Regions from separate parts of the Homo sapiens genome. Here region 1 is linked to region 2. The links are chromatin contacts, found by Hi-C or POLR2A ChIA-PET in ENCODE. All regions are on one chromosome and are shown on one strand. Each heading gives the region's core, a stretch centred on a gene start or an enhancer-like site at or near the end of the contact. The rest is flanking DNA. Distances are from core to core; before and after follow the strand shown.

Evidence for each region. A loop is a pair of places that touch in the nucleus more often than their neighbours do. ChIA-PET counts read pairs that join two places held with the same protein, here RNA polymerase II (POLR2A). Pooled maps may share reads with other maps.
Region 1: a loop to region 2 is called in a pooled map, with 6 times the contacts of the local background. The contact joins two enhancer-like sites. A Hi-C loop is called at or near these places in 1 of 168 maps with a recorded cell type or tissue (natural killer cell) and 10 of 50 pooled maps. POLR2A ChIA-PET finds 5 or more read pairs at or near these places in 1 of 52 experiments (activated CD4-positive, alpha-beta memory T cell).

What each region holds. Positions count from the first base shown.
Region 1 is chr21:42,186,948-42,189,733 of GRCh38, reverse strand. No RefSeq gene overlaps it. Among named protein-coding and RNA genes, the nearest start is that of ABCG1, 31 kb to the left of the region's middle. RefSeq lists enhancers at 1,098-1,257, 1,398-1,637. Within about 2 kb of position 1,298, at least 19 of the 41 ENCODE cell types and tissues checked have a DNase peak (open chromatin) inside an H3K27ac peak, as active enhancers do; they include natural killer cell, where a contact is called at or near this core.
Region 2 is chr21:42,424,461-42,427,245 of GRCh38, reverse strand. It overlaps UBASH3A (ubiquitin associated and SH3 domain containing A), which reads right to left. Exons shown (of 15, transcript NM_018961.4): 8 at 426-549. Among named protein-coding and RNA genes, the nearest start is that of UBASH3A, 22 kb to the right of the region's middle. Within about 2 kb of position 1,350, at least 6 of the 41 ENCODE cell types and tissues checked have a DNase peak (open chromatin) inside an H3K27ac peak, as active enhancers do; they include natural killer cell, where a contact is called at or near this core.

The DNA of each region.
Region 1 (2,786 bases), core at 49-2,548, 240 kb after region 2:
AAAAGGTTTTGTTTTCTGTACACAAAATTAAGTCTAGTCTAGAGAGCTGAAATCACTAGTTTTAAAAAGTTGAATGTTTCCCACTTCCGTGTCCAGAAAAACTTAGCTACAAAGTATATTTACAGCCACTGTATATTGCACTTGAGTTGCTTCTGCAATTTTATGTTGCCATACTTCATAACTCTTCAAAGTTGTATAGACACTAATATATTTTGGGACATTAAATAATATATTGTCAACTGATTTACAACATAATTTAAAAGATGTATTATAACTGAAATGTAACAATTCAATCATTCTTTTCTTTTTTTTTTTGAGATGGAGTTTCACTCCTGTCACCCAGACTGGAGTGCAGTGGCACAATCTCAGCTCACTGCAACCTCCACCTACTGGGTTCAAGCAATTCTCCTGCCTCAGACTCCCAAGTGGCTGGAACTGCAGGTGTGCGCTGCCACGCCTGGCTGATTTTTTGTATTTTTAGCAGAGATGGGGTTCCGCCATATTGGCTAGGCTGGTCTCGAACTTCTAACCTCAGGTGATCCGCCCGCCTCAGCCTCCCAAAGTACTGGGATTACAGGCGTGAGCCACTGCGCCCAGCCCAATCATTGTCAATTTAAAGTGTTTTTCATTCATAACTGTCCCCTAAAATGATAGGTGTCAGTGAGTCTGGGAACTTCTCCATAAGCAGTTATTGAAGGGCAAACAAATGATTAAAGCTCTCAAGGGGAGTTTCCTGGGAATTCTAGGATAGCAGAGGATCTTGGCTGACTGCGATATTCGTGCCACCCCATTGCAAGAGTGTGCACCATGGCACAGCTCATATCAGAGGCTGAGACAGGGAACTGTTGTCCCGGAAGCATTCACAGGGCTTGCAACCTGCTTCCCAGCAGATGCAAGTGTTGGGCCTGGAGCTCGTGTGGGAAGGACTGACTTCTGAACCCACAAACATCAACTTTCCACTGAAATCCACTGCAAAATGTCCATGCCTCTTAAATTGAAAAAAAAATCTTTTTAGCAACATAACTGAGCTCAACCAATATGAAGCAACCATATGTAGGACATCTTTTTGAATGAAGGAAGGAATGAATCAATGATGAACAGATAGATAAAGAGATAGATAGATGATAGATACATAGATAGGTAGGCAGAGAGAGAGAGATGATAGATTTCTAAATGAGTAAATGCCTTGCCCAGCCCCCTTCTCCCTGGGCTATGTCTGACTTCCGCTCGTGGTTTCCATCTTAGCCCACAGCCAAAGCTCTTCCTGGTTGCTCAGTCTTAGAGCCAACTTCTTAACTACTGGCTGTCTCGCTGTTGCAGCCTAGGCTGTGTGACTTGATCACAGGAAATACACTGGTTTCTCTTTCTGGCTGAGTTGTTGCTAACACTCCTGCAGCCCTTCTCTAACTGCAGAAGAGAAGGAGACAGTCGGCGAGGCCTCCACAAACTAAAAGCCTAGCAGTTCCAGACTGTGGGTGGTGGACAGTTTCATACTTTCTCCCAAGCAGATGTCTGTAAACTGCTTCCATTATTATGAAAGCAGTAACTACCTGTTACCAAGTGACTGCCCCGCGCTCAGCACTTTACTCTCAGCGCAGCCTAGCACTGTGGGGATTATTTAGGGTGGCTTTGCCAGGACTGGGAAGGAGGGGAGAGGAGTTCCTGGAAAGTGGGAATTTCAGTGCTAAAACCAGGACAAGTTGGTCCCTCCAAAGTGATTCCCATTTTCCAGGTGAGGTAACTGAGGCACAGAGGAGCCCCTGGCTTGTCTAGGGCACACAGCCAGTGGGGCAGCTGACTTCTGACCTCGTTTACTCTGATTCTAGGGCCTGTGCTAGGAAGCATGGACTTCCTCCTGCATGTTCGTATCCACATAGAACGGTCCAGTTGTCTTTCTCAATGGTCCAGACACAAGCTTTCGGGCCCTGGGTGAACCCTGAAAGACATAAGGAATAGACATGAGCTGCAGCGTTCAGCCCCCCTGTGGGGTACCCACCTGCCCCTGCTGGGGTACATACAATCTGAGTCAGCTGCCCCCACCAAAGGATGCCTCCCAATCTCCCCCAGCTCTCACCTCTACACCAGGCCTCCCCTCCATGAGCACGACCCTCACCCTGCTCAAACTCCTGCACCTCCTCTGACTCAGGGTACTGCCCTGTCCATGCCAGAATAGAACCCTATCCTGCTCAGCCCACCTCATGACTTTAGGACCAAATTATTCAGAAAACAAAAAGAAGCGGAAGATCTCTTTCGAAAAAATAGGATAAATTATAACAAAATAAAGATATATGAAACAATGCTTCTAGCCTTTTTCACTCCCAATGCACGTATCAGATACTTAAAAATTGGGTGTATTTCTGCTATGGACTCCCAAAATCCACGTGCTGAACCCCTGATTTCCAATGTGGTGGTATTTGGAGGTGCTGCATTGGGGAGGAGATAAGGTCACGAGGGTGGGGCTCTCATGTTTGGATTGGTGCCCTATACAAAGAGAGAGACACCAGCATGTTCATGCTCTCTCAACCCTAACCATGGGAGACACAGCAAGAAGTCTTCTGTTGGCCAGTCACGAAGAGGGCCCCCACCAGACCCTGACCCTGCCACCACCCTGATCTCACACTTCCCAGGCTCTGGAACTGGGAGCCTGTTGCTTTTGAGCCACCCAGTCCCCATGGCGGCCTAAGCTGACTGAGACAGAAAGTGGCCCTGAGGAGTGGGATGCTGCTGTAACCAAGAACCACAAATATGGATGCAGCTTTGGAGCTTGGTGATGAGTGGAGGCTGGA
Region 2 (2,785 bases), core at 101-2,600:
TGGCCAGCTCGGGGTGCCCTGCTGTGCCCTGGACCCTGGCCTGAGTCTGCTGACCCCCAGGTTATGGAGAGTTTTGCCTCAAAAGATGAGGGGCCAAGGCACCGGGGCAGGTGACGTCTTGGGGACCTCTTGGCTCATGAATGAGGGAATGGGATGAGAACTCGGGATTCAGCTGCCTTGAGGAGCTCAAGGTGGGGCACTCTGCCATGAAGGGGTGGCTCCCTGTCTGCCCAGAGCAGACAGACCAGGGCAGGACCCCCGGCACCCTCAGACCTGGGAGGCCCCCTTGCTGACCACGCTCTAGGGCAGGGAGGATGTGTCTATGGAACAAAAGCTACACCTACGAAGCTGTGTCCACCGTGAAGTTAATACAAAGTGTAGTTTTGCTTAGTTTACTTAAAAGAAAAAAGGGAATGTTCTATTACCTGCAAGGCCTGTAAGCTGCTAAGACTCCTTGCCGTTTGTGGAAGAAATTCCCCGCTGCATCTGCTGCTGGCTTCACCATCCTTTCTGGAGTTCAGGTCTGTGGCTAGACTGAAGGTGTACATCCTGCAGGGGAAGGAAAGCACGGCTTGAACAGAAGTGAGACCATGTTGTTGCCATGGAGACCCAGCATCTGGTCATGTATGTACTTGAGAATGTCCGGGACAACCTCAGCAGAAAGGTTCCCATGAGCACAAAATGAAGTAGCGTGTGCAAAGTGCTCAGGACTCAGGAAGTGTGGATGATGTGTTTGTTTTATTACAATGATCACCGTCTATGATGGGTAATTTTACATGTCAACGTGGCTAGGCCACAGTACCCAGGTATTGGGTCAAATGTTATTTTAGATGTCACTGTGAAGGTATTTTTTTAGAATGAGATTAACATTTAAGTCACTAGGCTGAGTAAAGCAGAGACCACCCTTCAGATGATGGGGCTGTTGGACTCCATGGTGCTGGCTCAATCTTTTTAAATAGCTGAAAGTCCTTATTAAAAACATTTAAAGCTTTTTAAATCAGAAAATGGTCCTTGAATGTCTCGACACATCACTGTGAGTGGGTCTCATCCAACCAGTTGAAGGCCTTAAGAGGAAACGAACTGGGGTCCCATGAGGAAGGGGAAATCCTGCCTCCAGACCACCTTTGGACTTGAGCTGTAACCTCAACTCTTCCCAGGGTCTCCCATCTGCCAGCCTGCCCTGCAAATTGTGCACTTGCCAGGCTCACAGTCTTGAACCAATTCCTTCAACTAGATCTCTCTCTCTCTTTCTCTCTCGGTCACTCTCTGTCTCTCTGTCTTTGTCTCTGTCTCTGTCTGTGGGGAACCCTGACTAATACACCATCCCCTTTGATCCACTCTGGGAGGAACTGACACACCACCACAGTTTACTGTTCTCAGCCATGCACAGGGCATGTTTCTATTTATCCAGCCCATTTGCAAATGTTTGCATTTCTCCCATAGAGGTCTCAAGTCCCCACATTCTCATAAAACCAGCAGTAGCTCCCACTCCTCCACCGAGACCCGTCCAGAGCCAGGAAGGGCATCTTTTCTTCTGCATCTCAGCATCTGCGTTACACATGATCTTCTCACACTATTACCTGCCCTGTCTCCATCTATAAACTATGGCAGGTCCAGGCCAATTTACTTTGCATCTTCTCAAGCTGTCAGATGCCATTAGATAGGAAATGCACACTTGAGTTGATCCTAAGTAGACCAAGAATATAGATAGTCTCATTGGAACAATCGACAGTTTCCTCTTCAAATTAACATGCTCAGAGCAGTGAGGCACAATTCATAGCCCCACATTAGCACAGGAAATATTGGTTGGTTTCCCCTTCCTGAGGGCAAGGCGAGGGCACCCACAGCCTCCCTGCGGCTCGCTCTGCAGACAGTAGGGCTTTGCTATCAACTGATGACATCTGTGAGGTTTACAGAGAGAAACGGAGTGCATTTTGCTAGTCTTTCAAATGAAATACAATCAAGATTATGCTGTGAACATGGGTGACGGAAGGAGAAAGAAAAGAGCTTAGCATTTTCACATTTCCATTTTTCTCTTTGACTTAAGAGAGCCTCTTGACAGTAACTTACACCATGAAACAGATGTGTTTGAATTCTCCCTGGTTCTTAAAAGGACATAGCTGCCATCTGGGGGTTGCATCACTACGTCCCTGTGTTCATTTCCTGGGGCGGCCATAACAAAGTCCCACAGCTGAGCGGCTTCAACGACAGCCACAGATGCCCTCATAGTCCTGGAGGCTGCGAGTCTGAGGTCAAGCCACCATTGAGGCTGGTCTCTCTTGAGGCCTCTCTCCTTGGCTTGTAGACAGGTACTTCTCCTCGTTTCCTCACAGGCTGTCCCTCTGTGTGTGTCTGTGTCCTCATTTCTTCTTATAAGGACACCAGACATATTGGATCAGGGCCCACTCTAATGCCCTCATTTGAACTTAGTCACCTCTTTAAAGACCCTGTCTCCAAATAAGTTCACATTCTGAGGTGTTAGGGGTCAGGACCTCCACATATGAATGTTGGCAGAATGCAATTTAGCCCTTAATTGTACCTTTCTTATGTCTGAGATATTTGCTGTAAACTTGCTCTGAGGTTTTTGAAGTAATCTGCTGTGTCTGTCTTCAGTGTTGGGAAAGTCCTCATCTTGACTGGGGGATGGCACTTATTCTCCCGAGCCCTCACACTCAAGCCCCCCTGTTGTTTGTCCCACAGGGGTGCTCCCCTCTGCTCTCCTGGACAGAGGATTGGAAGCTGCTGTGGTTTGTGAATACGGTCCTCCATCACCAGTCTCTCCAGG